3 separate regions of the Homo sapiens genome follow, and all the other regions are linked to region 2. The links are chromatin loops, found by intact Hi-C in ENCODE. Cell type or tissue: ascending aorta. All regions are shown on one strand. Links, peaks and the distances in the headings refer to the core of each region. The heading gives the core; the rest is flanking DNA. Region 1 overlaps IGHMBP2 (immunoglobulin mu DNA binding protein 2). Region 2 overlaps MRGPRF (MAS related GPR family member F). Region 3 overlaps IGHMBP2 (immunoglobulin mu DNA binding protein 2).

Region 1 (10,601 bases), core at 5,150-10,149, 77 kb before region 2:
TACTCCTTGGTGTCTTAGTCTCAGAGGAGTGATGGCAGCAGGGAGGGTGCTGGAGCCAGTCTTTGCTCTAATGTCTGTGCTCACATCTTGTCCTGTGTGCTTACGGTCAGCACCTGCACCCTCGGTGTCCTAACCTCGGAGGAGTGGCGGCAGCAGAGAGGGTGCTGGGAGCCAGTCTTTGCTATGGGCCCGTGGCATCGAGGCTGCTTGCGTGGCTGCTTGCATGGCAGCGTGGGGATGGGCCGCCTGCTGGGAGGGGGAGGAAGGATAGATGCATGTCATGCAGGTTCGAGGTGGTGGAGGAATATGCATGATGTTTGCTCATCACAAATGTGGGTGATTTCATTTCCTGTTGAAATTGGTGCTTTTGAGGATTTTCTTTCTCTGTAAATTATACACAGTAAAATACCTCCTGTCACCCCTGCTAAAACTCCATCCCCCAAAGTAGAAATCACAAATAAGGAAAGGTTACATCTTTTTTTTTTTTTTTTTTTTTTTTTTAAAGAATCTTGCTCTGTCGCCCAGGCTGGAGTGCAGTGGTGCAATCTCGGCTCACTGCAACCTCCGCCTCCTGGGTTCAAGCAATTCTCCTGCCTCAGCCTCCCGAGTAGCTGGGATTACAGGCACACACCATGCCCAGCTAATTTTTTGTATTTTTAGTAGAGACAGCGTTTCACTGTGTTGGCCAGGCTGGTCTCGATTTCCTGAGCTCGTGATCTGCCTGCCTCGGGCTCCCAAAGTGCTGGGATTACAGGCATGAGCCACCGCGCCTGACCAGTTCCATCTTTTTGAGATATTAAAGTAAGTTGAGGTTTTGATTATGGGTTGAAAAAATTTTTTTTAATCTCTTGAAAAATGTAGAATAATATGTGAAGCTCAGTCTCTCTATTCGTAAGCTCCTACAACCCAAATCCTGGGGCGGGCAAGCGCTTTTTCTTCCCCAAGATCAAATGCCTGTGTGCAGGGCAGGGCTGGTCCAATTTCTGGTCTCCTCTGAGTTAAAAACGTGGTCTCTTTCCAGGACTTAAAATGTCTCTTCCTGTGACTTCAAGGCAAGTGAGGATGTAAGGTGCTTAGTTGCGTGTGTGTATCTGTGTCTCTTTCAAGGAAGATTTCTGAGTGTTTTTTACGGAGTTTATTGAACTGGACTGAATGATAGAAGCACTTCATAAATAGAGTTGAAGAAGTACAAAGTTGGACTGAAGTAAGTGTATCTCCTTTGTTTTTCTTTATAGGTGAAAAACAAAAAGACCCAGGATAAGAGAGAGAAAAGTAATTTTCGAAATGAAATTAAGCTGTTAAGAAAAGAACTGAAGGAGAGGGAAGAAGCAGCTATGCTCGAGAGCCTCACTTCGGCAAACGTGGTCCTTGCAACAAACACAGGTGAGGGGGCGTCTCCATCCTGCCTGTGTGGCCTCGAAGAAGGAGTTGGGGTGTGTTCCCTCTTCTGTTTTCTGGAAGAGTTTGTTTAGAATTGGTATTTCTTTCTTAAAAGTTGGGTAGGGTTCACTAGGGAAGGCCTCCGTACCTGCAGTTTTCTTCATGGAGAGGTTTTGAACTACAAATTCAACTTCTTCAATAGATAAAGGGCTGTTCAGGTTGTTTTTCTTCCATGAGCTTGTAGCTTTCAAGAAGTTTGTCCATTTTATCTAAACGGTTGAATTTAGAGGCATGAAGTGGTTCCTAATATGCCCTTATTCTTCTTTTACTGTCTGCAGGATCTGTCATGATATAACCTGTATTATTCCTGATACTGGTTTGTGTGCTCTTTTTTTTCCTGCTCTTCTGGCTGGAGGGTTTTTTTTTTTAAATTTAGATTTTATATATACATACATATATATTTTAAGAGACAGGGTCTCTGCCAGGCGCAGTGGCTCACACCTGTAATCCCAGCATTTTGGGATGCCAATGCGGGTGGATCACCTGAGGTCAGGAGTTTGAGACCTGCCTAGCCAACATGGTGAAACCCCATCTCTACTAAAAATACAAAAATTAGCCAGGAGTTGTGGTATGCACCTGTAATTCCAGCTACTTGGGAGGCTGAGGTAGGAGAATTGCTTGAATCCTGGAGGTGGAGGTTGCAGTGAACCAAGATCGCGCCACTGCACTCCAGCCTGGGTGACAGAGCAAGACTCCGCCTCAAAAAAATAAAAACCCCAAAACCAAAAAAACAAAGCAAAACAAAAAAAGAGACAGGGTCTCACTATGTTGCCCAGGCTGGTCTCAAACTCCTGGGCTCAAGGGATCCCCCTGCCTCAGCCTCCTAAAGTGCTAGGATTACAGGTGGACCCACCGCGCCCGGCCTGGCTGCAGGTTTCAATTGATCTTCCCAAAGAACCAGCTTTTGCTTTTTCTCTATTGTTTTTCTGTTTCATGTATTTCCACATTGATCTTTATCGTTTTCTGTTTTCTTGGGCTTGTTCTTTTTCTTGCTTCTTAATGTAGAAGCTGAGATCATTGATTTGAGACCTTTCTTTTTTTCTGATACGAGCATTTAGCTCCATAAATGTCTCCCTAAGTACTGCTTTTGTGGCATCCCACAAATTCTGATCTGTTATATTTCATTCATTTCAAAATGCTATCTCATTTGCCTTTTGGTTTTTTAGAAGTGTTATATAGTTTCTAGATAGTTGGGAAATGTCCAGATATCTTTCTGTTGTTGATCTCTCCTCTCCTCTCCCCTCCCCTCCCCGTCCCCGTCCCCGTCCTGTGTGGGATCTCACTGTGTTGCTCCTCTCCTCTCCTCTCCTCTCTTCTTCTCTCCTCTCCTCATCCCTGTCCCCATCCCCATCCCCGTCGCCTTCCCTATCCCCATCCCCATATGGGATCTCACTATGTTGCCCAGGCTGGACTCAAACTCCTGGGCTCAGGTGATTCTCCCAGCTCAGCCTCCTGAGGAGCTGGGGCTCCCTGCATGTGCCACTGCACCTGGCTTACTTTCTGTTATTGGTTTCTAATTTAGTTCCATGTGGTCAGAGGACATACTCTCATGACTTGGATAGTTCATCGAGACTTACTTTATGGTCCAGAATCTGGTCTCTGTCTTTGTGAGTGTTCCATGCACACTTGATAGAACGTGTGTTCTGATTTTATTGAGTGTTCTGTAAGTAGTCAGATCATGATGGTTGATGATGTGGTTCAAGTCTGCTGTATTGAGAGAGGGACGTTGAAATCTCTGAATATAACTGGACATGTCTGTTTTTCCTGCAGTTCTATTGGTTTTTGCTTCATATCTTTGGAAACTCTTTTACTGGGGTCATAAATGTGGGGCTATGTTTTCTTGATTAATTAACAAATTTATCATTATGAAATGACCTTCTTTATCCCTGATAATATTCTTTTTTTGAAATCTACTTTGTCTGACATTAAAATAATCATTTCAGCATTTCAGCTTGCTTTTCTTTTCATTATGGTCAAAAACCTGTAAAATTTACCATCGTAACCCTTTTTAAGTCTGTAGTACAGTAGCATTAATTGTATGCATGTTGTTGTACAGCAGATCTCTAGAACATTTTCATCTTGCAGACCTGAAGCTCTGGATCTGTTGAACAGCAATTCCCTTTTTCCCTGTCCCAGATCCTGGCAGTCACCATTCTCCTGTCTGTTTCTAAGAATTTTATTATTTTACATACCTCAAGTAAGTGGAACCATGCAGGATTTGTCGTCTTGTGACTGGCTTGTTTTATTTAGTGTAATGCCCTCATGGTTCATCCATGTTGTCCAGCTTTCTTTTTATTTTTAAGAGACAGGGTCCCAATCTGTCACCTAGGCTGGAGTACAGTGGTGCGGTCAAAGCTGTACTCCAGCCTTAACCATGAATGTGGGACCTCCAGCAATCCTCCCACATTGACCTCCTGAGTTGCTGGGATTAACAGGCGTGAGCCATTGCACCCAGCCCCCACCTTTCTTTCAACTAGTGTTAGTGTGATCTATCTTTATCCTTTTTCTTAGAACCTATTTGTGTCTTTATGTTTAAAGTGATCTTTTAAAAAATATTTGAGACACGGTCTCACTGTGTTACCCCTAACTGGAGTTGCAGTGGTGCAATCATGGCTCCCTGCAGCCTCAACCTCCTGGGCTGAAGTGATTCTCCCACCTCAGCCTCCTGAGTAGCTGGGACAACAGACACGTGCTATCACACCCTGCTCATTTTTTTGATTTTTAATAGAGACAAGATCTCACTGTGTTGCCCAGGCTGGTCTGGAGTTCCTGGACTCAAGTAGTCCTTCCACCTCTGCCTCCCACAGTGCTAGGATTACAAGTGTAAGCCACTGTGCCTGGCCTGTTTATTTCTTTTTAAAGAGAGAGTCTTGCTCTGTTGCTCAGACTGGAGTGCAGAGGCGTGATCATAACTTGCTGTAGCCTTGCATTCTTTGGCTCAAGTAATCCTCCCACCTCAGCTTCCCGAGTAGCTAGTACTGTAGGCATGAGCCATTACACCTGGCTAATTTTAAAAATGTTCTTTTCTTTTTTCCTTTTAGAGATGGGGTCTTGCAATGTTGCCCAGGCTGGTCTCAAACTCCTGGCCTCAAGTGATCCTCCCACTTTGGCCTAAAGTGAATTTTTTTGTAGATAGCATATAGCTGGGCCTTGCTTTATTATCCAGTTTGACAGTTTCTGCCGTTTGTTCTTTGTTATATTTTCCTCCTCTTCTGCTTTCTTTTAATTAATTAATTGAACATTTCTTTTTTTTTTTACATAAGTTCTCACTATGCCCCATGATTGAAGATTTCTTAGGAATTTATTTTTATTTATTTATTTATTTTTAAAAGATAATTTATAGAGACAAGGTCTTGCTGTTTTGCCCAGGCTGGTCTCGAACTCCTGGACTCAGGGGATCCTCCCACCTTGGCCACCTTGGTGCTGGGATTATAGGCATGAACCATCACTCCTGGCCTATTTTTGTTTTTGTTGGCTTGTTAGCTATATATCTGTATTTGATTCTTTCAGTGGTTACTTTAGGCCTTACAGTATGTGTCTTCAACTCATCATAGTCTGTTCATATGCCACCTCACATATAGCATAAGGGCTTTATGATTGCAAGCTGACATTTCTCTCCTCTTAGCATTTATGCTTTTGTCATATATTTTTCTTATACGCATATTCTAAGACTTACAATGCTTGTTCTTGTTTTAATGGTGAATTATCTTTAAAGAGATCTAAATAATAAGAAAAATGTCTTCGTATTTGCCCGTGTAGTTACCACTTTTGGCGCTTTGTTTTCTTTTGGTTTAGGTCGTGTATTTCCACGTGGCATCATTTTCCTTCCACCTGAAAGGCATCCATGATCATTTCTTGTAGTGTGGGTCAGCCGGTGATGCAGTCCAGTAGCTTTTGTATGTCTGAAAATATCTTGTTTCACCTGCAGTTTTGAAAGATATTTTTGCTGCGTGAGAATTCTAGATTAACACTTTTCCTTGCAATATTTTAAAGATGTTGTCCACTGTCATCTGCCTGAGTATTTCTGAAGAGAAATTGGTCATCCTTATCCTTGTTCCTTTGTATGTAACGTGTCTTTTTTCTTCTGTCTGCATTTAAGATTTTTTCAGCCAGGTGTGGTGGCTCATGCCTGTAATCTCAGCACTTTGGGAGGCTTAAGGCGAGTGGATCACCTGAGGTCAGGAGTCCGAGACCAGCCTGGCCCACATGTACTAAAAATACAAAAAAATTAGCAGGGTGTGGTGGTGGGCACCTGTAATCCCAGATGCTCAGGAGGCTGAGGCAGGAGACTCGCTTGAACCCGGAGGCGGAGATTGCAGTGAGCTGAGATTGCACCACTGTACTCCAACCTGGACGACAGAGCCAGACTCCGTCTCAAAAAAAAAAAGAAAGAAAATGATGCTTTCTTTATCACTGGTTTTAAGCAATTTGACTATGATTTGCCCTGGTGCTATTTGCTTCATGTTTTTTTTTGAGACAGAGTCTCACTCTGTCACCCAGACTGGAGTGCCGTGGCGCAATCTTGGCTCACTGCAACCTCTGCCTCCTGGGTTCAAGCGATTCTTCTGTCTCAGCCTCTGGAATAGCTGGGAGTACAGATGCACACCACCACGCCTGGCTAATTTTTGTATTTTTAGTAGAGACGGGGTTTCACCACATTGGCCAGGCTGCTCTCGAACTCCTGACCTCGTGATCCGCCTGCCTTGGCCTCCCAGAGTGGTGGGATTACAGGTGTGAGCCACCGCACCCGGCCTCATGTTTTTTAACATTGTGGTGAGAACACAACATGAGATCTACCCTCTTAAATGTTTAAGTGTACTATATAATATTGTTAACTATAGACGTCGTGTTGTGCAGCAGATCTATAGAATTTATCTTGCACAGCTGAACCTTTATACTTGCTTATTGCTGAGTTCACTAATTTCCTTCTTTCATGCCTAATCTCACATCTGTCCCATCCAGTGTAACTTTCATCTGACATCCAGAAATAAGAGTCTTTTTATATCTTTGATGTTCTTATTTAATTTTTTTAACATTTGGAATACAACTATAATAACTGTTTTGAATATTCTAGACTATTATTTCTCTATCACCTGTGTCATTTTTGGTCTCTTTCGATGAACTGTTCCCCTTGAGTGGTTGTGTTTTCCTACCTTTTTGTAGGCCTGCTAATGTTTGTTTGGATACCGGACATTGAGGATTTTACGTTGTTGCATGCTGAATATTGAATATTTTTGTATTCCTATAATCTTTTTTTTTGTTTTTTTGTTTTGTTTTTTTGAGACAGCGTCTTGCTCTGTCACCCATGCTGGAGTGCAGTGGTGCGATCTTGGCTCACTGCAACCTCTGCCTCCTGGATTCAAGTGATTCTTTTGACTCAGTCTCCCGAGTAGCTGGGACTACAGGCATGCGCTACCATGCCCGGCTAATTTTTGTATTTTTAGTAGAGGCGAGGTTTCACCATGTTGGCCAGGCTGGTCTCAAACTCCTGACCTCAAGTGATCTGCCTGCCTCGGCCTCCCAGAGTGCTGGGATTGGTGTGAGCCACCACGCCCAGTCTCCTATAATATTCTTGTGCTTGGTTTTGGGAAGCAGTAAAGTTACTTGTAAACAGTTTAATCCTTTTGAGTCTTGCTTTTGAGATGTGTTAGGGTCTGGATCAGTGCTTAGTCCAGGGTTAATATTCCCCTGTACTGAGGTAAGACCCTTTGAGCTTTCTACCCAATGCACCCTGTATCATGAGATTTTTGAGTTTGACTGGTGGGATTAGGTGCTGTTCCCGGCCTTGTGTGAGCACTGGGCACTTTTCTCTCATTGTTTTGGATGGTATTTTTCCCAGGCCTGGAGTAGTTTTCTCCTAAGCATGTGCTAATCACAATACCCAAGGGAATCTCGCAGCAGATCTCTGGGGTTTTTTCTCTCTGTGTAGCAGTCTCTTTGGCATTTTGTCCTGGAAACTCTGCCTGCATTGGTCGCCACAGATTCTCAGCCTTGTCTCCTCAACTCAGGGAGCCTTCTAGGTTCTACCTGGCTGCCCCTTCTCTGTACTCTCTCCTGGAAACTCTCAAGGCAGAAAGCTGGGGTAACCCCAGGGCTCACCTCCTTTGTCTCTCGTTATTCAGGGGTTACTTTTCTTTGTTACCTGTTGTCTAGTGTCCTGAAGAGTGTGGTTTCAGTTATTTTAAAAAAATTTTAAATAACTGGCTGGGGGGGTTGTTATTTGAGATGGGAGAGTAAATGCAGTCCCTGCTATTCCATCTTGGGCAGAGGTGGAGGACGCACATTCTCTCTTGTAGCCAGGAGAGAGCACTCCCGTTACAGAGCTGTGTACCTTGTGACTGTTGTGGGAATCTTGTCAACCACTCTTTTGGGGTTTAGGAATGTGTTTGTGAGACCTCTGGTTTGTTCCTGTGTGATAATAGTACCACAAAGGTAGCAGCTGAAAACAACCCACGTTTATTATTCTACAGTTTATCTGGGCGGAGAGCCCAGGCCCGGCTGAACAAGGTGCTGTGCTCAGGATCTCACAAGGCTGCGATCGAGGTGTCAGTGGGGGCTGCAGTCTCATCTGAAACTTGCCTGGAAAGGATCTTTCTTCAGGCTCACGTGGTTGTTGGCAGCATTCAGTTCCCTGTGGGTTCTTGCTGGGTGTTGGCTGGAGGCCGCTCTTAGCTGTTTGCCCTTAGGCCTTGCCAACATGGCTGCTTGCTTCCTAAAAGCCAGCAAGAGACATAGTCTCCTAGCACAATGGGTTATCGTCTTATGTAATGTTATCAAGGGTGTCACATCTCATCACCTTTCCCCTGTTCTGTGGATTAGAAGCAAGTCTCAGGCCCCACCCACATTTGAGGGGAAGGGATTATGCAAGATGTGAATACCAGTGGCCAGGATCCTGGGGCATACCTTAAAGCAAGTTTGTCTAACTAAAGGCCTGCAGGCCACATGTAGCCCAGGATACTTTGAATGTGGCCCAACACAAATTTATAAACTTTCTTAAAACATTATGAGATTTTTGTCTCTGTGTTTTTTTTTTAAGCTCATCAGCTATTGTCAATGTTAGCATATTTTATGTGTGGCCCAAGACAATTCTTCTTCTTTTAATATGGCCCTGGGAAGCCAAAAGATTGCACATCCCTGCCTTAGAGTCTGTTTGCCACAACCTCTCAGCTGGTGGGCTGCTCTAAGGAACAGAGTCCAGGTTCTTTTTTTTTTTTTTTTTTTTTGAGACAGCATCTCACTCTGTTGCCCAGGCTGTAGTGCAGTGGCACAATCTTGATTCACTGCAGCCTCCTCCTCCCGGGTTCAAGTGATTCTTGTGCCTCAGCCTCCTGAGTAGCTGGGATTGCAGGCGCATGCCACCAGGCCCAGCTAATTTTTTTTGTATATTTTGTAGAGACTGGATTTCACCATGTTGGCCAGGCTGGTCTCGAACTTCTGACCTCAAATGATGTGCCCACCTTGGCCTCCCAAAGTGCTAGGATTACAGGAGTGAGCCACCACACCTGGCTAGATTCTAATTGGCTTTGTAGTTATTGCTTTATCCAGTTGTGTTTTAAATCAGACAGGAGAAAAAAAGGGTCACAAGCAGAAAATACATTTATGGGGTCTTTTATATCTACCCATGTAGTTGCCTTTATTTCTTCATGTAGATTTGAGTTACTCTCTCCAAAGGACTCCCTTTGGTATTTCTTGAAGGGCAGGTTTGCTGTGACAGATTCTCTAAGCTCATCTTTATCTGGGCATGTCTTAGTTTCTCCTTCATTTTTTGAAGGATAGTCTTGCTGGGTATAGAATTCTTGGTTGACAGTCTTTCAGCCCTTTGGACGTGTCATTCCATTGCCTGCATACTTTCTGATGGGAAAGCAGCTATTGATCTCATTGAGGGCTCCTTATATGTGACAAGTTGCTACTCTATTGCTGCTTTCAAGTGTCGTCTTTTGTCTTTTGAGTGTGTGATTATCATGTGTTAGGTGTGGATCTCTGTGAGTAAATTACATGGAGTTTGTGGACCTTCTTGGATGTTTAGATTCGTGTTTTTCATCAAATTTGGGGAGTTTTCAGCCATTATTTTTTCAGGTATTCTTTCTGCCCTTATTCTACTCTCGTCTCCATCTACAACTCCCATTATGAATCAGTTGATTCACTTGATAATGCCCCACAGATCTCTGAAGCTCTGTTCATTTTCCTCCATTTTTTTCTTTCTGATCTTCAGGCTGGATCTTCTCAATGGACCTCTCTTCAAGTTTGCTGATCATTCTCTCCTGTTGAATCCTTCTAGTGAATTTCAGTTATTGTACTTTTCAACTCCAGAATTTCTGTGTGGTGCTTTTTTTTTTTTTTTTTTTTTTTTAGATGGAGTCTCGCTCTATCGCCAGACTGGAGTGCAGTGGTGTGATCTCGGCCCACCGCGACCTCTGCCTCCCAGGTTCAAGCAATTCTCCTGCCTCAGCCTCCCGAGTAGCTGGGTCTACAGGCGTCTGCCACCACGCCCAGCTAATTTTTGTATTTTTAGTAGAGACTGGGTTTTACCATGTTAGCCAGGATGGTCTCTATCTCTTGACCTCATGATCTGCCTGCCTCAGCCTCCCAAAGTGCTGGGATTACAGGCATGAACCACCATGCCAGCCTCTGTGTGGTACTTTTTAAAAAATTATTCCTGTCTCTTTATTGATATTCTCTTATTTGGTGAGACATTATTCTCATATTTTATTTCTTTAGACTTGTTTCCCTTTTGCTGTTTGAACATACTTAGAATCGCTGATATTTCAAGTCTTTGTCTAGTAAGATCAGCATCTGGGCTTTCTCTAGTATCCAGTTTATTTATTTATTTATTTAATTTTTTGGAGATGGAGTCTCACTCTGTTGCTCAGGCTGGAGTGCCGTAGCGTGATCTCGGCCTGCTGCAACCTCCGTCTCCTAGGTTCAAGCGATTCTCCTGCCTTAGCCTCCTGAGTAGCTGGGATTACAGGCGTCCACCACCACGCCTGGCTGATTTTTGTATTTTTAGTAGAGATGGGGTCACCATGTTGGCCAGGCAGGTGTCGAACTCCTGACTCAGGTGATCTACCAACCTTGGCCTCCCAAAGTGTTGGGATTACAGGCGTAAGCCACTGCTCCTGGCCTCAAGTATCTGTTGATTGCCTTTTTTCCCCTGAATATTG
Region 2 (10,601 bases), core at 2,801-7,800:
TCTACCCTTGTCTTCACCCCCAGGTATCACTATAAATCCTTGAAGATTTTTTTTTCTGTGCATTTACCTATCAATATATGTTTTTTACATAAATGAAAATATAGGGCCTGGTTGTCTCGTAAGCTTGCTTTCTCAAAAACAAACTATGTCTTCTTGAATTTAGCTTGTCCGACGCTTCTCCGTGCTGTGCTGCACACTGAGGTGGCAGGTCCCAGGGTTGGTGACATGAGCTCATCCGCGCTTTGAATGTTTTTGAGGTGGGTTTCATTATTTCTGCTTTATTTGGGCTCAGAGAAGCTGAGACACTTGCTGGGCTACCTGGCTACCCTGGCCGAACAGGAACTCCCCCAACGTCCCACGGGGTGCAAAGCATCGCTTCTGTCCCCCACGCTCTCCTGCCTTCACCCAGATTGCAAAAAACAGGCCTCTCACCTGTCTTGGATGCAGTGTGTGGTCCCTCGGTGAAGGTGGCTGGTGCCTGCCCACTCCAGTGCTGGAGGCCTCAGCAGCCACCTAGGCCCAGGCCCCTGAGCCGCTCGCCCTGTTCTGGCTCTGGCCTGAGCTGCCTGCTTCTCTCCCGCTGGGCAGGGCTGCCCCCAGGCTCAGAGGAGCCTGTCCCCAGGATCCCCTGATGATCTTCGCTAGGTTCCCTCTGAGCAGTGGGAAGCCGGGCCTGAGGTATAAATGCAGGATGGGTGCCGGCCCCGCCTGCCAGGGCCTCTGCACGTGGGTACCGCGGTGCTGGCCCAGAAGAGCCAGCTGAAGTCTAATGGACCTGAGCATGAACCCCCGGCCCCCACAGGAGACAGCTTGGCGGCAGTGAAATGGAGGATGAGGCTGGGGCCTTCAAGGAAAGGTGATACCTCCCTTCCTGAATGCCACCAGGGATGGCCGAGGAGACCTCACAGCATTAGTGAGACCCACCGTGGGGGGTTCAGGTGAAGCCATGGAGGAAATGGGGGTTCTTGTGGGCTGGGAAAGGCTATTACAGCCACCCCCAACTGCCTGCCTGGGGAGATGCTCTGGCTAATGGACTCACTAAGGATGCTGCCTACGGAGGGATGGGGAGGAAGAAGAGCTGGGCCCGGAGCCCAGGATCTTATTTCCAGTCTGAGTTCCACTGCTTGTGAGTTGGGGAACCACACCATTCAGGTGACGTCTCTGAGCCTCAAAGTCCTCACCAAAATGCCTGTAGTCCCTCAGGGCCTCCCTCAATTCCTAGAAAGAAGGGGAGCTCACACACATGCCACACAGGCAGATGGTAGAGCAGCCCTTTCCCCCACACCGGCCGAGGCCCCCTTCCTGCCTGGCGAGGGAAGAGTTCTGATGTGTCAGTCCCCTCAAGGGCAGGATGGAGGCCGGCATCTTATCCGTGTCACCTGCCCTGTGAGGGTGCTGGCCTGGAGCAGGTGCCGGGTGGGCCGTATGGGTGGTGCAGCGGATGGCTGAGTCTCTAGGACGGTCCCCGAGCTAGCATGGTGTTCATTCTCACTGTCCCGCCCTGCAGCGGAAGGAGGTATAGGCATGGGAGATGCTGGGCATCTGCTTTGAACAAATGTGCATGAGGAAAGAAAAAGCGGGGACCCCAGACGTTAAGGCTGATCACAGAAGTAACCCTAGGCAACTGACTTGGGGGACAGTCTTAGGGGTGTGGGCGGTGCTGACTCTGCAGTGACAGTGAGGACTTCCCTGGCCTCTTTATTCTGGGTTTGCTGTGCTGGACCTATGGTGCCTGTCTCTTCTCCAGGAGGGGAGATCCTGCCTGAGAATGGGCCAAGACCCAAGAGACAGAGACAGGCTGCTCAGAAAGACATAAGCTTCCAGAAGGTGGCAGTTCTCACATTTTTTGTGCCTTCTGTGCCTAGAACATTGCCTGGCATGTAGAGATGCTCACATTTCTTGACTAATTGCTAGTTGATTGACAGAGTCCCCAGATCCAGGCACCTGGATCCAGCTGTTCTTGAAGCCCATCTTTGCCTGGACTTTTTAGTAATAGGAGCCAGTGCATTCTGTGTGTGTGTGTGTGTGTGTGTGTGTGTGTGTTTCAATGGGGTTTTTGTCATTTGCAACAAAGATTCCTGACCAGTGGAGAAACTAATACCTGAAAGAGGCAAAGAGGCTTGTTGCAAATACCTGCCTTTACATATGCAATTGGCTGGGTCCTGGTGGGATGACACCGTGAGGTTGGTAAAGCCCCACTTTCTGTGTTGGGCCACACGTGTCAGGAGGCAGCTCAGCTCTGCTTCCCCAGGCCTTTAAAGAACATGTGACATCAGGAGTGGTCCCTGCAGATGTCTTATCTGAAGCCTCCCTCCGGGAAGAATCTGCTTTCAAGTTCATGTGGTTGTTGACCGGGCTCGTTTCTTTGCCGGCTGCCAGGCTGGGAGCCTCTGTTTATTGCTGGCTGTTGGCCAAAAGCTGCCTTCAATGGCTTGCCACAGGGGCCTCTCTAATATGTCAGCTCACAACACGGCAGCTGGCTTCATTGAAGCCAGCAAGGGAGAGAGTCTGCTAGCAAGATGCAAGTCACAGTGCTGTGCAGCCTAATCAGCTTTGCTGTGTTCCATCGGTTAGAAGCAAGCCACTTGGTACAGCCCATGTGCACAGGGAGGGGATGACACGAGGGTGAGACGGCATTGCTGGGGGCTGTCTTGGATTCTGGCCGCCACATCGGTGGGCTGACCAAGACCCCCGTTGCGCTGCTGGTTTCCTGCCTAGCACAGAATATGCCACAGACCAACAACCACCACGTGTTTTTGTTCTTTCCTTTTCCTTTCCAAGTGGGAATTCTAAAAAAAAATTATTGTTATTTCCTTTTTCCTTTCCATTGCGTGTTGTGTGTCTGGAGAGTGACCATCATTTGGCCAAAGGGCACTGTTGTGGCCTGAACGGGGTCTCCCCAAAATTTGTATGTTGAACCCTCAAACCCCCTGTACCTTAGAATGTAACCATATTTGGAGAAAGGGTCTTTAAAGGGTTAATGAAGTTAAGATGAGGTCACTAGGATGGTCCCTGAATCCAGTGTGATTGGAGTCCTGATAAGAGGAGGTGAGGACACAGACAGGCACAGAGGGACCACCCTGTGAGGACACAGGGAGAAGGTGGCCGTCTGCAAGCCAAGGAGAGAGGCCTCAGGAGGAACCAGCCCTGCCACACCTTGATTTTGGATTTCTGGACTCTAGGACTGAGAGAAAGAAAATTTCTATTGTTTAAGTGCTCCCACCAGTCTGTGGTATTGGTGAATGGGTGATAGCATCCCCAGAAAGTACTACAAGTACCTTTCAAAGAGGAGGTGTTTGTGGCTCTGACGGAGGGTGGCGTGAGTAACACCCAGGGTGTGGGCTCGGAGCTGGGGAGGCAGGCCCTGCGGTTGACTTTGGTCATCTCTCTTCTGTGGGGAAGGCAGGCATTTTATGTTGTAAATTATACAGCTACAGATTTTGGCTGGGAGCATTTAAAAATCATACTTAGGAAAGAAGTGGGCACGTAGAGGGTGGACTGAGGGGAGGAACGTGGCCAACACCTGCTGTTTGCCTGCCAGTTTGTTTGTTTGTTTGTTTATTTATTTATCGAGACAGAGTCTCACTCTGTCGCCCAGGCTGGTGTGCAGTGGTGTGATCTCAGCTCACTGCAACCTCTGTCTCTCAGGTTCAAGTGATTCTCCTGCCTCAGCCTCCCGAGTAGCGGGGATTACAGGCACCTGCCACCACGCCTGGCTAATTTTTGTATTTTTAGCAGAGACGGGGTTTTGCCATATTGGCCAGTCTGGTCTCGAACTCCTGACCTTAAGTGATCCACCCACCTTGGCCTCCCAGAATACTGGGATTACAGACATGAGCCACTGCACCCGGCCATGCTTGCCAGTTTTACCTTGGGCGCACCTCTTCCCTGTTTTCAGTCCACTGGGCTAAGGTGGGGTGACTGTCACCCCCTGTCCCCCATCCCTGCCTCCAGCTCCTGGGAGGGTGTGTGCCCCTGGCCTGGCCAGTGCACTTGATATCAGGACTTAAGCTAGAATCTCCAGGAAGGGCGTGCTCTTTCTGCTGGGATTGCAGAATTTGTAGAAGATAAACCGAGAACTGCCGCTTACCTGCCATTTAGTTTTTCCATTGAGAATAAATAGAACACAGACCAAAACAGGGATGAAAACAGGGAAAAGAGAAGTGGCCTAGCGAACATCATCTGCGGCCCTGGATCCAGCTGTGTCTGAAGCCAGAATCACTTCTGGAACTTTCTGGGTATGTGAGTTAGTAAACTCCCTTAAATACACACATACCTCCCATGTACCCCAGATGCCAAAGCTAGATTAACCCGGGGTTTCTGTTACTTGCCACCAAGCACCCTGTCTGATATGGTGTAAAAGTCTGCCTGGGACACTAATCTACAGTGGCATAAAAGCAGAGATGGATGGTCCACCCAGGTCGGGGCAGGGCTGTGCCCAAGGCTGGACCTACTGCCCAGTGGTGCCAGGGAACTTTGGGGGGATGATGGAAGCGATTCTTCCGCAGGGATAGAAACATTCTGATGACATGGGCACATAAACATTTGTCCAAGATAATTAAACTGGATATTAAATGGGTCAGTTTTATTTTATGTAAATTAGGTCTCAATTCAATTTATTAAAAAGATGTTTAAAAAAATCTGCCTGAGCGGGGGAGCCTCCTCTTGCATGCCAGGAAACTTGGCGCTGGCACTCTGACTCACCCGCGCAGAGTTTTCCATGAGTTTTGATTTTGTGAACTGTGCCCTGTTGTTTTCAAGTTCTCCAGCTGTCAAGCCCCTACTGGCTTAAAAGGGAATGTTTTGCACTTGTACTCTCAGTGGTTTTAGTTTGGGAGGATCTCTGCAATGTGTTTGCCCAGCTTTTTGGCCTTGTCACCAGCCCGTCGAAGGGCACATTTCCCAGGCCTGGTCATCTCCCTGTATGCCGAGGGGCCGGACCACATGTGGACCCTCATTTCCCTGCCCTACCTTCTAGATGAGGCCCTGGTTCTTGGGGAGGAAGGATGGTCCTAGCTGAGGATTCCAAGCCAAGCTGTGCAGATGTGAAAAGATCCTGGGGGCTTAAAAATCCTGGCATAAAATATAAAATTCAAGTTATCTGAAAATGACAACTGGCAGGGGATCCGGGAAAGCTGGGTGGATGCCAGAAAGGCATTCCGTTTTCCTTTTGTGAAGACAGGAGACAGAGACGGGAGAGGCGTCGGCGTTCAGGCCGTTTGCTGAGTGTCCGCTGAGCACCTTGTTCCCAGTCCCCGCTTTGATTCAGACGCCCACAGCCTGAAACTGAGCTGTTTCCTCCATTGGTCTCCACAGAGTGTGGATAGGTCTCGATGGCCCGTCTGGGTTATCCTAGGGCTGTGATGGGCATGTCCAGGCCACTCCGTGCATCTGCCCGGAACCCCAGTGTCCAGTGCTTTGCAGATGGGAGATGGAAGGTCAGAGACCTGAGCCTCCAGGGCAACAGGAGGGCCACTGTGGGGAGTCCCTGGATGGTGATGTAGGCCTCCAGCCAGGGCCGTCCACCAGCGCGACTGACCTTGGATGAGAAACTCCATTCATGAGCCCCCACTTCCACAGCTGGGGCTGACAGTATGGGCCATGTAGCCCTGCATGGACAGTCAACAGAAAACCTACGTGCAGCTCTTGGCCAGCACCCACTGCCCATAGTATGTCCGCAAACAGCAGATTGGTGCTGGGGACAAACCACTCACAGGCACATCCCTTCTGCAGTGGCCATTCTGCTCCCTGCCCTGAACGCCCGACCAGGGCAATCAGGCACACCGGCTGCCACCCCAGGCCACTGCACCAACTCCTGGAGGTCGGTGCTGTAGCTGACTTATCCAAGGAAAGTGAGGCACAGCAAGACTGAGGTCCCATGGCTTATAGGTGGCAGCCCTCTGCCTCCCTGAGGCTTGCTCTTGACTTTCCAAATTTGGCCTTGCTTATCCCTTGCATAATCTAAAAGAGCAGCTTATTTTTATAGAAATAGTGGGTGGCAGACAGCACGGAAAAGTGGAGAGTTCTGCCCTGCCTGATGCCCCACCCCTGCCCCTTCACCCCACCCTTCCCACATACCACATGGTTGTTACTAAGTCGGCTTTGTAACAACCAGGGCAGCCCAGATGCTCTGGTCCCATGCCCCACTCTCCATTCTGTGACCTGCTGTGGATCCTTTTCCCAGAGCTGTGGGATGGAAATCTCCCCCGCAGCCCTCAGCTCCTCCCAAGCCCACTTTAATAATTAAATACCAAAGGAAGGAGGAGGAAAGTGGAGGAGAGCGGGCAGTTCCCGCTCATCTCATCATCTGTGCAGTCTCCCTCCATTAGCACAGAGAGCGAGGTGGTCCAGGGAGGTGTGGGAATCCTGGGGCTTTGCGGGGGGATGGAGGGGAAGAAAGCTTGTTCCCTAGCAAGACTGCAAACACCTGCACCTGAGAAGGGCCACGGGTTGGGGGAGGCCTAGTTCCTGGGGTTCACCTCTGCCCCTCCCGCCTTAGGATCCATCAGGGCAGATGCCTCCTCCTAGAGTCGGACCCAGCCTATTCCTGACCTCCAGGCCCTGCTACTGCGTGAGGCTGTCCACCCCCTCACCGGCCCTGGCTCTGAGCTGTTGCAGCAGCATCCAGGCAGGGAGGCCCCTTCCTTCTAGGTCAGCAGCTCCCCACGAGGACTCAGGGCTGGAGTCCTGGGGTGGGGACTCCTAAGGAAGAGATGAATTCCCAGGAACTGGGATGCTCTGGGCCCTGAGGAGGAGCCAGGACCCCAGATGGACCCCCCACCCAGCTGCCTTCAGGAGAGGGACGTGCTTCTGCCCACTTGTGTAGCTAGGATGCCCGTGCTGGTGGGAGCTTTCGCCACTGGACGAGGTCCTAGCCCTGCCTCCTGGTGTGTCTGCTCAAGGCCCCACCTGGCTTCTCTGAGTCGCTGGAAATGACCTGTTGGACATGGTGGTCTCCAGCTCTGCTCTTCTGGGATCCTCTGACCAGCGCTGGGGAGGGTGGGACTTGGAGGATGGCAGAGCTCGTTCTGGGCACTGGGAGGGAGCGGGTGGGGACATGCAACCTTCATCACCTAGAGGTCCTGGAACTACGACATCTGGGCCACATGAGATCCCCTCTTTTCCTAGAGCGGTGGTCTTGCTGAGAGGACCTGACCAGGATTGTTAGAAAGGGGAGCATGGAGGAGCAGTGGGCTGAGGAGCAGGGGCAGGAGGGCAGTGGAGGTCAGGTTGGCCGGGCAGTGGATCATCAGGGACACAGAACTGGGGGGTCAGCCCACTGAGGGCTGGACCACTTCACCAGGGGCAGGCTGAGCAGGCTCCAGGGCCTGCAGTTAGAAGGCCACGTTCCAGGTGGCTGGGTGCGTGAACCTGGTGGTACTGCCCACGCCTCTACTCATTCCCACCTGGAGCTCGGAGTGCTGCCCGCCTGCCTGCTCCTGGCTCTGCTCTGCAGACGAGGGGCCCAACTCTGTCAGCCACGTTTCCTGACTGGGGGCACCAACACCTCTGCCATGATCTCTCTCCATGGGACCATGGGGTGAGCAGGCTTGCCTTAAGGCTTGTCTCAAAGGAGCCAGGGTCCTAGGTTGCACACCAGGAACCCAGGATGGGGCCCTTCTGGGGGCTGACCAGAGGCAAAAGGGCCAGGCAGGAACCCTTCTAGCGTGGCGCTGGCTGGGCTGTCATCTTGGGAGGGCTCCCAGCCTATCGCTGGGTTGTAGAGAGATGTCTGGGCACTGGGAGGCTGGCTCAGGGATCTCAAGACAGAGAGGGGCATCCTGAACGGGGGCAACAGGAGGAGAGGCAGCAATCCACTCCACGGAGCCTCCGGTGGACACAGGCAGGACCATGGTGGCCGGCCCAGAGCCTGGCATGGAGGAGGTGAGAGCTGTGGCTCCCAGAGGCCGTGGGGGCCTCCGAGCTGAGAAGGGGCACTGGGATACGCCGGCACAGGACAGCCTGGCTGACCACGGCTCCCTCTGGCAGGGAGTGGACAAGCCACAGGAGCGGGAACACGGGTGTGTGCAGACCCAGCCCCAGGAGGAGGCCTGAGAGCAGAGGCAAAGAGCAAAGTGTGCGGGAGAGCTGGCGGGGGGTGCCACCCGTCCCGGGACTCTGTGCCCTTGGGCGTCCTCACTGTCGGAAACAGAGACCCAGGGTAGGACTGTGGGCATGAAGCCTTCCTGGCTGCAAGTTATAAAATGTTTATTGATATACATTTTGTCTTTTATAAAACTTCCGTTGGCCACATTGGGCCACTGTGCACCACAGTGCCAGTCCCCAGGTGGCCAGGGCGGAGCCAGTGTCCACTTTCGGGTGGGGGCTGGAGCCAAGAGGCTGTCCAGGAGCTGCCCAGTGGGTCCTCATGGCCTGCGGGATACCTCAAGTGCTCCCGGAGGCAGCCTAGGACTGGCTCGTCCCGGAGTCAGAAAAGGCAGGTCAACTACCCAAGGCGGCCAAAGGCCCTTCCTGTCTCCAGAGCCTTGACATAACCAGAAATCCCCCCATCAAAGTCACCAAATGACTCGACGGGGGGAAGGGAGGTTGTTTGCAGAAAGACTTAGCTACAAGGCATGTGAACCAGAACTTTCTTCCAGACACCATTTCCTTCACATTTGCTCACTGATAATGCCTTAAGAGGATCGAATCTCTGGAACAGCCCTGAATGGCAGGGATGAGGCTGCTGGCCTGGTGCTGGCTGGGACACAGTCAAGGAGGGCTGACCCAAGAGGCAGAGGTGGCTAGGCTGGGTGTTGACCTCCTCTCTTTTACCAACCAGCCTAGGGCAAGGAGGGGCCCCACCACCTGGGGGCAACTTCTGTACAAGAGGTCTCTAGGGGAGCAGAATGGGTGGGGGAGCCGGGCAGGGGCCACAGGGTCTGTTTGCTGGTGGCTGCCCAGTCTCCCAGCCACCCCTGGAGTCCCCAGCCCAGGGAGAAGGAGGCCCGAGGAGAGGAAACAGATCTTTCTTCTCCTGTATGGACTCAGAAGCAGGTGCCCATTCCTGTCCCAAGGCGAAGGGTCTTGGAGGCCGCTTCCTGCCCCTGCCTCCTCCAGGCGCTGGAGTCTCAGGAGGCGTTCCCCGGGGGACACTGCATCTCCATGGTGACTGTGTTGGGCGTGCTGCCCCCGGCCTCCCCCAGCTCAGCGCCGTCCCGCAGGGCCCGCTGGAAGACCACCCTGAGCGGCTCCCACAGCCGCTGCGACTTGTCCCTCCCGGCCAGGAAGTAGACGATGGGCTTGGCGCTGCTGTTGATGCAGATGCACAGGTCAGTGACGTACTCGGGGAAGGGGGCCGGGATCTGGAAGACCCAGAAGAGGAACCAGTCGATCCCTAAGTAGATGGAGGACACCAGGAAGACGGAGACCATGGCCAGGATGACGTGGTTGAGCTTGGCAGAGCGCTGGCGCCGTCGGGCCCGGCACTCCACGTGCAGGATGAGGGCCAGGCAGGGCAGCACCATGAGCGGGCAGCAGAGCAGGAACAGGAGGATGCCCAGGAAGATGTCCATGTGCCTGCAGGCCGCGCCGGGGGCCCCGCGGCCCAGGAACACGCAGAAGTAGTTGTGCAGGCAGGTGACCAGGAGGGACAGGACCCACAGCAGGGCGCACACCACGGCCGACAGGCGCTTGGGCCGCCGGCGCCAGTACCAGGCGGGGAAGATGACCGAGGCGCAGCGCTCGGCGCTGACGGCCGGCAGGAGGCTCACGCCGGTAAGGAACATGCAGAGCCCCAGGACCCGGCACACGCTGCGGATGTAGTCGGCAAACGTGCCCAGGAAGCCCCCCGTGTTCAGGATGGAGAACACCGCCTTGCTGAAGAGGTAGCCCACATCGGCGCTGGCCAGGTGCAGGAAGTAGATGGAGAAGGGGTTCCTCTTGATGGAGAAGCCGAAAAACCAGAGGACCAGCCCGTTGCCCACCAGGCCACACAGGCAGAGGAGCAGGAAGATGTAGTTCATGACGGCCGGAGGCGGCAGCATCGCGATCTGCTCGATGGTCAGGAAGCCCCGGCTGTAGAGTTCCGGGGCCTCGCTCAGGCCAGGGCACATCTGCGCAGGTGCAGAGAGGGACACCTGTGATGCCGGCTGGCCCCCACCCACAGACCTGCATCTGGGGCCCAGCGTGGGGGAGGGGGGGGGTCCCAATTAGGGACTTGGGGCAGGGAGGGGGTCTGTAAGGCAGTGGCTGTGGAGCAGCTAACTGGCTGCAACTCTATCCTCAAACGCCCCTGACCTCACCTGATGTTAACTCTCCGTCCCAGCGTCTAGAGCTAGCAGCACACAATGGTGCCTATAGGAGTAGAGGTAGCACCAGACAGTGCCCAGGAAGGGTGCCAGGCTGCCCACCGGTCAGAGTAGACTGTCCAAAAAACGTCCAAGTCGCACAAAAAACTGCAGAGCCTTTCCCTTTTTTTTTTTTTTTTTTTTTGAGACAGAGTCTCACTCTGTCACCAGGCTGGAGCGTGCAGTGGCACGATCTCGGCTCACTGCAACCTCTGCCTCCCAGGTTCAAGCGATTCTCCTGCCTCAGCCTCCTGAGTAGCTGGGACTACGGGCACGCGGCACCATGCCCGGCTAATTTTTGTATTTTCAGTA
Region 3 (10,601 bases), core at 829-5,828, 58 kb before region 2:
GGATGAGGGTGCTGAGAGGAAACAGGAAACAAGACTGCGAATGGCGCTCAGGCAGGGAGCAGGGAGTGGCGTTTGGCTTGCACGTTCCCATGTGGCCAGATGCTGGGGCCACTTTCCTTCTGTCTGCTGGTGACTGCAGTGTTCCCCCTCCTCCTCACCACGGGGCTCCTGTGAGTCTGGGGGGCACCTCTTTCTGGCCTGTGCACCTCTCTCTGGCTTATAAAGGTGCCTGGCCTGTGCCAGCCCCTCCTTGTTGCGCCTCACCGTGGGGACCAGGTGAGCCGGCTCTCCCACGTGGTTGTCCCGGGAAAGCTGCCCCACAGCCTCAGCATCTTCAGCACTTACCGATCCAGAGCCTCCCGGCCTTCTCCGGTGTCCTGTACCAACTCTTCTATTTAAGAGAACCTCAGATGATGTACCTGAGCCTCAGGGTTTTGTTTCAGAGGGATATAAATTATTTAAAAATTAAATGAAAACGTTGCACACTGCCCCAGTGTGTCTGCTGCGGGTCTAAGGGGCGCGCCCTTTGCCTGTTCTGCTCAGCTGCTGTGCCCTCCCCGCCGCGTCTCTCAAGCCCCCTCTCCTTCTGACCTCTCTGCGGCAGACTCTCCCGGTGCAGGCTCCTCTCTCCTTAAATCCCATTCATGTCCTTTTATGTCCCCGATGGTTCTGAGTGAGGTTGAGCTTCCCTGACCTGCACCTAGGGTGGCTGTCCCCCAGAGGCCATTTACGCAGCGCATTCGGCTAATGTGTCCTCAGGCCAGGCCTGCACGCTTTGACTGCCGTGTTCTTGCTGGTCCTGGGCGACTCTCCCTTCCTACCCGGACTGACGCCCCACCCTGGGCCACTAGAGCCCCTCCTCCTCCCCCTGTCCTGTCCTTGTCTGTTCCCGTCAAGTGGCTTTTGGACTGAATTGTTTGGGAAGGGGACCAGGACTCTACTGCATTTTGTGTCAAGTGCGGCAGAGTTAATCTGGTTGCTTCCATAAGTGCTGAGCACCATGCACAGAAGGCTGCAGTTCTCATGCTCTTTGAGGACCCGTGGCTGTGGGAGGCATTTGTGTAATGATGCTCTTGGGGGATGAGGGCACCATTGGAAGCATCTCCCGGTTGACACAGCACACAGGGACAGGTGTTCTTCCTGCAGGGGCGGGGGCGGGGGTGCCTGCTTAAGCTCCCCAACTTCCCAGAATCCAAACAGCTGATAAGAGTCCTGCCCTGGGGTTGACACGGATGCTGAAAGATGTTGGCTCTTGGGTGGGAGACAGCCGACAGCCACACTCCCTGCCTCCTAGGTAGCCTGTCTGCAGGAGAGAAGGAGGCCAAAGAGAAACAGACCCAAAAATGGGGGTGGGAGAGTGACCTGATGACACTGTTTGAGCACCTGGATGTAGCCATGCCTGACCTCCACCCCATTCTTCCTGGTGTCCTGAGCTAGTAAATCCCCTTTTTTAGCTGAAGAAGTCTGCCTTGGGTTTTTGTCACTTGCTGCCAAAGAATCTTTGCTGACCCAGTCATGCCCACATCTGTTTATCTTATTGGGCATACCCCTCCCAGCATGGAGGCAGTATGGAATTAGTGTCGCCCCACTCATTAGAGAAGGCACGATTGGAATCCAAGCCCTGTACCTTTATCCAGGTGTTCTTCTGTGGGCCGTCCCACCAGGAGGAGCTTGAAGTAGAGGAAGGCAGCCAGCATCAGCGGCGGGCCGGGCGGGTGGGGGGTGGAAGCTTCTGGAATCGGAGGGACCTGAGTCTGAACGCCAGCCAGCACCACCGTCCACTGAGGTGTGGCCTCAGCAAGTCACCTCTCCTCTCTGAGCCTGTTTGTCATCTATGAAGCAGGACGGGAACAGTTGCTGCCGCGCCAGCTGTGCTAAGTGGAAGACATGAAGTGCAGCATCATGTCCTTGCGGGACCTGGCTCCGGGTTTGTCGTCTCCCTGGCTGTGCCCCCCAGCCTCCTGCATGGAGCCTTCTCCCCTTCAGCACTGACCACCGCGGCCCTTGGTGATGCATTGTTAAAATGCCAGAACCCAAGGTTGCAACATAAAAAGTTTCCATTTCTCATCCCAGAGAGGCCTTGTTAGGAAAATATTTGTAGCTGGTTGTTTGAAAAGTACCCTACAGTTTGGCCTGGATAGGGTAACCCAAGAAAAGGAAAAAAATTTCCCAAGCCAAACGTCTCCCTGGCCAGCTGGAGTGTGGTCTTGCTGACAGTAGCTGCAGGCTGTAGCCCACCCGGGCCGGAACCGGGTGGAAGAGAGTAGAGGACTCCCTTCTAAGGAGAACTGCCCACCTCCACCCGTGCGGCTCCCCTGAGGTAGCCCTGCCATGTGCTCCTTTCCGGGGGTGCCGGGCAGGGCAGTGGGCACAGGCAGGAGCCCCTGCCAGCTCTGGGCTTTGCTCCTGAGTTTACTTGGGATGTGCTGCGTGCCTTGGGGCCTCAGTTTCCTCCTCTGTAACATGGGGAAGTAACAAGACCTGTCTCAGGGTAGCTGTGAAGATGAAATGATCAAACACACAAGGCCTTGGGTACGGCGCCTGGCTTCTAATAAATGTATTGCCCTCCTCCTCGTCATCTTGCAAAGCAGCAGTGGAGAGGAACGAGACGGCACATGCCGCTATAGAAGGGTTTCAGCAAATGGCCTTTCCTACCAGAGACAGAGGCAAGAGTGCCCAGGTCCCAAGGGCCCACCGGTCAGCTGCTGGTGGAAGTCGCAGGTCCCCCAGTGTGGGTCTGCCTGGCTTCCTTGCACCCAACACAGCTCGCCCCCGCCCTGTGCCGAGCAGGCCAAGGGTGGGCCAAGGGCGGGCCTAGGGCAGGCCTGCTCTGTTTACCTTGGTTTGTTTGGAGCTGCCCAGAGGGATCCCAGAGTGGGCTGAAGGGCACCACGCTGCTTTGGGAGGTTTTAGGCCCACGTTATAGCCCTGGCACTTAAAAGGAATTGTGGTCACCACTGGGAGCATAGCAAAAGCTGCAGCCTTATTTGGTCTGGAAACTTCTTTGCTTGCAGGAAAAGCAGAATGGGGAAGCAGGCTCTCGTGTGGGTGGGCAGATTGGGGCCAGTTCTTCATTACCCAGGGATATGAATTACTTTGCTACCTCACTTGGCTCTGGTTTTGGCTTCTGGCCTTCTCCACTGAAGCTGCAGCTCACAATCTCCCCCAGCCCTCAGCTGCCAATGAGCTGTTCTGTTGTGCAGCTTTATTGAGGTGTAATTGTCATGCCATAGAATGCACTCGTTGTAAATATACGATTCAGATTCGATGATGTTAGTAAACATGGGGCTGGGCCACATACCCCTACCCGTCCCTACTGCTGGGTGCTGGTCTGCAGTTAATCTCTGCTCCTGCCCTCAGCCCCAGGCAGTCACCAGTCAGCTTTCTGTCCCTATAAATTTGCCTTTTCTGGAAACTTCATATAAATATAGACTGTCCCCAACTCCCCGTGGTTTTGACGTAACGATTTTTTGACTTTACAATGGTGCAAAGGCTTGTATGCATTCAGTAGAAACCACCATTCTGTGTTCATGTTCAGTACAGTATTCAGTAAATGACATGAGAAATTCAACACTTTATATTATCAAATAGGTTCTGTGTTAGATAAGTGTGCTCAGTAAGCGTTCTGAGCATGTGTAGGGTAGGCTAGGCTAAGCTACGATGCCCAGGAGGTCAGGTGTATTGAAAGCATTTTCAATCTGCAATGTTTTCAATTCCCCATGGATTTGTGGGGAACATATTCCCATCATAAGTCGAGGAACATCCGTATCCAGCCCCGTGCATCTGCGTTCTTTTACTTCACCTGATGTTTTTGAGGTTTGCCCATGTGGTGGTGTGTATCAGTGTTTCAGTTCTTTTTATTGTCAAACAATGTCCCATTGTATGGATACACCCATTTAGTGTATCCACTCATCTATCGGATATTCAGATTGCTTCCACTTTTTGGCTGTTTTGACCCATGAGGCTGCTATGAATATTCATCGTTCAAGTCCTTCTGTGAAAACATGCATTCTCATTTTTCTTGGGTAGATTCTTAGAAGTGGAATTGCTGGGTCATAAGTTAGTTTATTCATTTAAGAAACTACCAGGCTTTTCCAGAGAGGTTACACCATTTTACATTCCTGCCAGCTATGTATGCGGGTTCTAGTTTTTCTGTTCTTGCCAACATTTGGTATTGTCTGATTATTATTACTATTACCACCATGTTGGTGGGTATATACTATGATCTCATTGTAGTTTTAATTTGCATTTTCTTAAAGACTAAGGAAGCTGAGCACCCTTTTCCTGCGCTTACGGGACATGTAGATATCTCCTTTGGTAAATTTTTCTTTTTTTTTTCTTTTTTTTTTTTTGAGACAGGTCTTAGTTTGTAGCTCAGGCTGGAGTGCAGTGGCACAAACAGGGCTCACTACAATCTCGACCTCCTGGGCTCAAGGGATCTCCAGGCTCAAGGGATCCTCCAACCTCAGCATCCCCGAGTAACTGGGACTACAGACGCGTGCCACCACACCTGGCTATTTTTTTTTTTTGTAAAGATGGGGTTTCGCCATGTTGCCCAGGCTGATCTCAAACTCCTGGGCTCAAGTGATTTGCCCACCTTGGCCTCCCAAAGTGCTGGGATTACGGGCGTGAGCCACCACACCTGGCCTCTTTTATTATTATTATTTTCATAGAGACAGGGTCTTGCTTTTTTGCCTGGGTTGGTCTTGAACTCCTGGGCTTAAGCCATCCTCCTGCCTCAGCCTCCCAAAATACTGGGAATATAGCTTTTGCTAAGCTCCCAGCAGTGACCACAATTCCTTTTAAGTGCCAGGGCTATAATGTGGGCCTAAAACCTCCCAAAGCAGCGTGGTGCCCTTCAGCCCACTCTGGGATCCCTCTGGGCAGCTCTGGGATTATAGGTGTGAGTTACCGTGCCTGGCCCTTTGGTGAAATTTCTGTTCAAATCTTTTGCTCATTTTTAAGATAAATTGAAGTGTCCTATTATTGAGATATAAGATATCTTTAGGCCGGGCATGGTGGCTCATGCCTGTAATCCCAGCACTTTGGGAGGCCAAGGCAGGCGGATCACGAGGTCAAGAGATCAAGACCATCCTGGCCAACATGGTGAAAGGCCATCTCTACTAAATATACAAAAATTAGCGGGGGCATGGTGGTGTGCACCTGTAATCCCAGCTACTCAGGAGGCTGAGGCAGGAGAATCGCTTGAACCTGGGAGGCAGAGGTTGTAGTGAGCCCAGATCATGCCACTGCACTCCAGCCTGGGCGACAGAGGGAGACCCTGTCTCAAAAAAACAAAACAAAACAAAACAAAACTTTATATAGCCTGGATAGAAGTCTTTTATCAGATGTATGATATGCAAATATTATCTCCCAGTCTTTGGATTCTTTCAACATTTCCTTAATATTGTCTTTGGAAGTGCAAAAGTTTTAATTTTTTAAAGTCCAGTTTATCGATTTTTTTTCTTTTATGGCTGTGCTTTCTGTGTCATGTCTAACATCTCTTTACCTAAATTGAGATCACAGAGGTTTTTCCTATGTTTTCTTTTAGACATTGTACAGATTTAGTTCTTCTGTTCAGGTCTGTGATCCATCTTGAGTTCATTTTCATGTATGGTATTGGTATAAGGCAAGGGCCAAAGGTTGGTTGGTTTGGTTGGTTGGTTGTTGCATGCGGATCTCCAGTTGTCTCAGCAATTGTTGAAAGACTCCTGTTTCTTCACGGAATTTCCTTGGCATCGTGTTAAATATTGTTTGAGCATAAATGGAGGGGTTCATTTCTGGGTTCTCAATTCTGTGCCATTCATCTGTCCATCCTTACGCTAATACCACAGGCTCCTCCCGTCCCCATCATGAGGGCAGCCTTCTGGTCATGGAGACATTGCAAGTTTACACTTAGAGGCACGGCCCCCACAACCCGTCTCTGACTCAGCGAAAATGGAAAGAGTTTTGAAAACATATAGCCACACTCAAGATAAACACCCCCGTGTTCCAGACCACAGAGAGAAACAGGGCTGGCTGGGTGCGATGGTTCACATCTGTAATCCCAGCACTTTGGGAGGCCGAGACGGGCGGATCACCTGAGGTCAGGAATTTGAGACCAGCCTGGCCCAACATGGTGAAACCCCGTCTCTACTAAAAATACAAAATTAGCCGGGCATGGTGGCACATGCCTGTAATCCCAGCTACTCGGGAGGCTGAGGCAGGAGAATTGCTTGAACCTGGGAGGCGGAGGTTGCAGTGAGCCCAGATCGCGCCACTGCACTCCAACCTGGGCGACAGAGCGAGACTCTGTCTCAAAAAAAAAAAAAGAAAGAAAAAGAAACAGCTGGCCGAGGAGGGGACGCTGTGGACCTGCTAGGGTCCTCGTCTGGTCAGGAGCAGGGGCGGCCTGGAGCCTTTTTTCCTGTGGGCCAAAGGAACAAAAACGGCCAGTTACGAAGTGGGATCTGAGCCAGGCTCTCACTATGAAACTAGATGGTAAGGCAGGCTTTCTGATTCATCAGAGGAAAAAAAAAAAAAGCTGTTCCAGTTACTATGGCTGCATAACACATCTACCCAAAACAGCCATTTATCACATTCATGGGTTCTGTGGCTCAAGAATTTGGACAGAGCACAGTGAACATGGAGATTCGAGAGGCCGGTGCTTGTCTCAAGGTGGCACCGACCCTGAGGTGAAATTTGGCCCTGGGGCTGCGGTAGGGTCAGGCCGACCTTGTCCCCTGCTGAGACCCCATGTTTGCTTAGCTCCCCAGCACCCACCCTGAGAGTCGCCCAGTGAGTCGCATGCCCCCGGCTCAGGCTGCCTTCTGGGCACCGGACTTGAGCGTCAGTCCCCAGCCTCGCAGCCCTAGGTGCCAGTCATGTGCTGATTATCTCCAGCTTTGATCCCTCCCCACACTCCAAATACCACTCACATTTCTCCTGGGATGTTTAGTAGGCAGGTGAGTGCAGCGCCTCCAGAATCCAGTGCCTGGTCTGCCCCGGGGAGTGGACTGAGCGCTTCCCTCCCCACAGGTAAATCCATATGCTAATCCCCAAACCTGCGAATGTGACCTTATCTGGGAAAAGAGTCTTCGCAGATGTAATTAAGTAAAGGTTCTTGAGAGGAGATCATCCCGGGTTACCTGGATGGTCCCTAAATCCAATGACAGGTGTCCGTCTAAGAGACATGTGAGAAGAGAAGGAGGCTGCCTGCAAACACAGGCAGAGGCTGGCGTGGTGCAGCCACAGGCCAAGGAACGTGGAGCCCCCAGAAGCTGGAAGTGGCAGGACAGGGCCGCCCCTCGAGATTTTATCTTGAAGAGAGAGAATCAGTTTCTGGGTTTGTTGTTGTTGCTGTTTTTTGAGATGGAGTTTTGCTCTTGTTGCCCAGGCTGGAGTGCAGTGTCGCAATCTCAGCTCACTGCAACCTCCGCCTCCTGGGTTCAAGCGATTCTCCTGCCTCAGCCTCCCGAGTAGCTGGAATTACACCTGGAATGACAGGTGCCCGCCACCACACCCAGCTAATGTTTTTATACTTTTAGTAGAGACAGGTTTTTGCCATGTGGCCAGGCTAATTTCGAACTCCTGACCTCAAGTGATCCACCCGCCTCGGCCTCCCAAACTGCTAGGATTACAGGCGTGAGCCACCGCACCAGGCCGTCGCTGCTTTTGAGTCAGGGTCTCAGTGTGTGACCCAGGCTGGAGTGCACTGGTGCGATTATAGCTCACTGAAGCTTCAGCCTCCAGGGTTCAAGTGATCCACCTGCCTCAGCCTTCCAAAGGGCTGGGATTACAGGCGTGCGCCACTGCCTCTGGCCTTCTTACATCTTTTTTCCTGTTTTCTATCTCTCCATCTCTTCCTTTTTTAAACAATGAGATGTTCCTCAGCCTTATTTTCCAACCATTTTATTTTTGTTTAGGTTTTAAAAATTCACACCATTTTCCTTTCAGCATCGAAGAGCCCTTCCCTCATGTCCCTTTTTGCAGTGCTCTCCCTGTGGGGCTGCGTCTTCTCTTTTCTGTCTGTGGGTGTGGTTTTGTATTGTTTGCTGCTTTCTTTTTCCTGCAGTGTTTCGATTACAAATGGCTTCCGTCTGCCTTTCGCATCGTGGCTTTCTGCAGATTCTGGTAGTTGTCCCCTCCTATCAGCCAGGGACTGACTCTCCAAGACCGTGCGGAGGGCTCGCTGACTGTGGGCTTCACTGAGGCATCAGCTGCCCGGCCGTTGAGCCAGGGACCAGAAGTCTTTCCCCCTGGATGTGCCAGGTTGCAATCACAGTCTCTGTTCATACACCTGCTTACTCACCCTCCACTCAGTACGGGGTTCCCCCGCCCAGCTATGCCTTGGGACCCTCAGGCAGACTCATTCTGTTTTACCCACTGCAGAGCCTAGTCGGGTATTTGGTCTTTTCTCAGAGTAGAGGAGGAGGCTTCTCTGAGTAGCAGATGGGATTAGAAGATCTGATTGCTGCTGCTTTCATAAAAATTGTAAAATATCTATAACATGAAATTTAACATTTTAACCATTGTGTAAGCAAGTGTACAACTCAGCGGCATCCCTTACATTCCCAGCATTGTGCAACCATCACCACCATCTGTCTCCAGAACTTTCTCATCTTCCCACATGGAAACTCCATCCCCATCAAATACCAACCCCCCAGCCCCTGGAATCTCTGTTCATTTTCTGTCTCCATGACTGATTGCTTCTTTTAAAGACTTCCATCCACCCGCCTTATTTTAGCTCCTTCCCACCCCACTTCTTGGGCTCCCAAGGCCCCCAGTTCCTGAGCCTTTAGGTGATTCTGTGGCATCAATTTATTTAGTGGCCTTATGTAGATGTGTGTGTTCAATCCGCTAACTTTACATGGATGTTTCTCTAGATCAGGGGGTCCCAGGGGTACGGGTCCATGACCTGTTAGGAACTGGGCCTCACAGCAGGAGGTGAGTGGTGGGTGCACCCGTGAAGCTTCATCTGTATTTACAGCCACTCCTCACTGCTCGCGTCACCGCCCGAGCTCCGCCTCCCGTCAGATCAGCGGCGGCGTTAGATTCTCATAGGAGCGCGAACCCTATTGTGAACTGCGCATGCGAGGGATCCAGGCTGCGTGCTCCTTTATGAGACTCTGATGCCTGATGATCTGTCACTGTCTCCCATCACCCTAAGATGGGACTGTCTAGTTGCAGGGAAAGAAGCTCAGGGCTCCCACTGATTCTACATTATGGTGAATTGTAGAATTATTTTATTATATATTACAATGTCAATAATAGAAATAAAGTGTGCAATAAATGTCATGCGCTTGGGTCATCCTGAAATCATTCCCCCTGCCGCCCCACGGCCTGGCCCATGGAGAAATTATCTTCCACGAAACCGGTCTCTGGTGCCAAAAAGGCTGGAGACTGTTGCTCTATAATATTTAAGTTATCTTTTGCAGAGACTTTGTTTTTTGAGACAGGGTCTTGCTCTGTTGGCCAGGCTGGAGTGCAGTGGCACAATCACGGTTCATTGTAGCCTCGACCTCCTGGGCTCCAGAGATCCTCCCACCTCAGCTTCCTGAGTAGCTGGGACTACAGACACATGCCACCATGCCCAGATAATTTTTTAAAAAAATTTTTAGTAGAGATAGGGTCTTTGTTGCCCAGACTGGTCTGCTGGGCTAAGTGATTCTCTCACCTCAGCCTCCCAAAGTGTTGGGGTTACAGGCGTGAGTCACCACACCTGGCCCTTTGCAGATACTTTGTAAACAACCAGTAGAATCATTTTATAATCACATTATATTACATAATCATTTAATGTTAGTGCTTAATGACAAAAGTTGGATATAAAACTACAAAATCAGCATGCTCAACGTACGCCAAACACACATATATGCATAGAAAAGATGGAGCTGGGTGTGGTGGCGCACACCTGTAGTCCGAGCTACTCAGGAAGCCAAGGCAGGAGGATCGCTTGAGCCCAGGAGTCCCAGGCCAGCCTGGGTAAACATAGTGAGACCTTGGCTCTAAAATTAAAAAAAGAAAAAGAAAAGATACAAAGGCATATGGCCATTGTAAACACCTCTGATCTTTGGGATTTGGTGTGATTCTTGGTCTCTCGTTTATAGCTAAAAAAAAAAAAAGTTTCTCCAATGATGAATGTTGGTTCTATAATCAGAACAGGACAATTCCTGCTGGTTTTCCAGTTAGGCAGCTGATGGGGTCGCAGCTGCTCCCATTTTTCAGCAAGTGCCAAGGAAAGGCCAGATTTCCAGTGGGTCTGGGGTCCTCCACATTCTTTCTCCATCCCAGGCCTGTGTGGTCTCGGTGGCTGTGGGCTGGGGTGAGCCAGAGTTGGGCAGTGAGGAGAGGGAAATTGGCCCAGTTTGTGTCTTAGAAAAGTCCCTCTGGTGGCTGCCTTGAGGAGGTGTCTGAGGTGGAAAACCTGCCAGCAGCTATAGTCTGGAGAAGTCAGAGTCAGGTGGGGTACACAGGGGCGCATCTGCTGACTATGCATGGGCTCAGTCATCAGAACTTGCAGACTGGCCTCCTGCAGGGGTGAGGGGCTGGGAAGATCCCCACGCTTCCGGCTTGGGGGACGAGTGACTTTAATGGCTCACAAAGCACTGTCCAAATGTTCTTAA

Evidence for each region. Hi-C counts contacts between places; a loop is a spot of excess contacts. Peaks named below come from ENCODE experiments on the same cell type or tissue, not always from the same donor. Only the 100,000 strongest peaks of a DNase experiment are listed, where the experiment ranks them.
Region 1: it touches region 2 in a loop (7-fold over the local background); 5 of 110 quality-filtered maps call a loop at or near these places.
Region 3: it touches region 2 in a loop (4-fold over the local background); 13 of 110 quality-filtered maps call a loop at or near these places.

Annotation. Positions count from the first base shown.
Region 1 is chr11:68,916,501-68,927,101 of GRCh38, forward strand. IGHMBP2 (immunoglobulin mu DNA binding protein 2) reads left to right here. Exons shown (of 15, transcript NM_002180.3): 7 at 1,236-1,383. Among named protein-coding and RNA genes, the nearest start is that of IGHMBP2, 18 kb to the left of the region's middle. In ascending aorta, for the core only: no CTCF peak of the experiment used is centred there; DNase peaks (open chromatin) are centred at 7,371 and 8,065; H3K27ac peaks cover 2,589 bases.
Region 2 is chr11:68,996,207-69,006,807 of GRCh38, forward strand. It overlaps MRGPRF (MAS related GPR family member F), which reads right to left. Exons shown (of 3, transcript NM_145015.5): 3 at 8,192-10,055. The coding sequence ends at 9,072. Among named protein-coding and RNA genes, the nearest start is that of MRGPRF-AS1, 11 kb to the right of the region's middle. RefSeq lists enhancers at 6,204-6,704, 7,665-8,166. In ascending aorta, for the core only: a CTCF peak has its summit at 4,781; DNase peaks (open chromatin) are centred at 4,715, 5,285, 5,375, 5,985 and 2 weaker places; H3K27ac peaks cover 5,000 bases.
Region 3 is chr11:68,940,114-68,950,714 of GRCh38, forward strand. IGHMBP2 (immunoglobulin mu DNA binding protein 2) reads left to right here. Exons shown (of 15, transcript NM_002180.3): 15 at 1-488. Among named protein-coding and RNA genes, the nearest start is that of MRGPRD, 36 kb to the right of the region's middle. RefSeq lists an enhancer at 6,523-7,386. In ascending aorta, for the core only: no CTCF peak of the experiment used is centred there; DNase peaks (open chromatin) are centred at 1,938, 2,271 and 2,958; H3K4me3 peaks cover 1,077 bases; H3K27ac peaks cover 4,570 bases.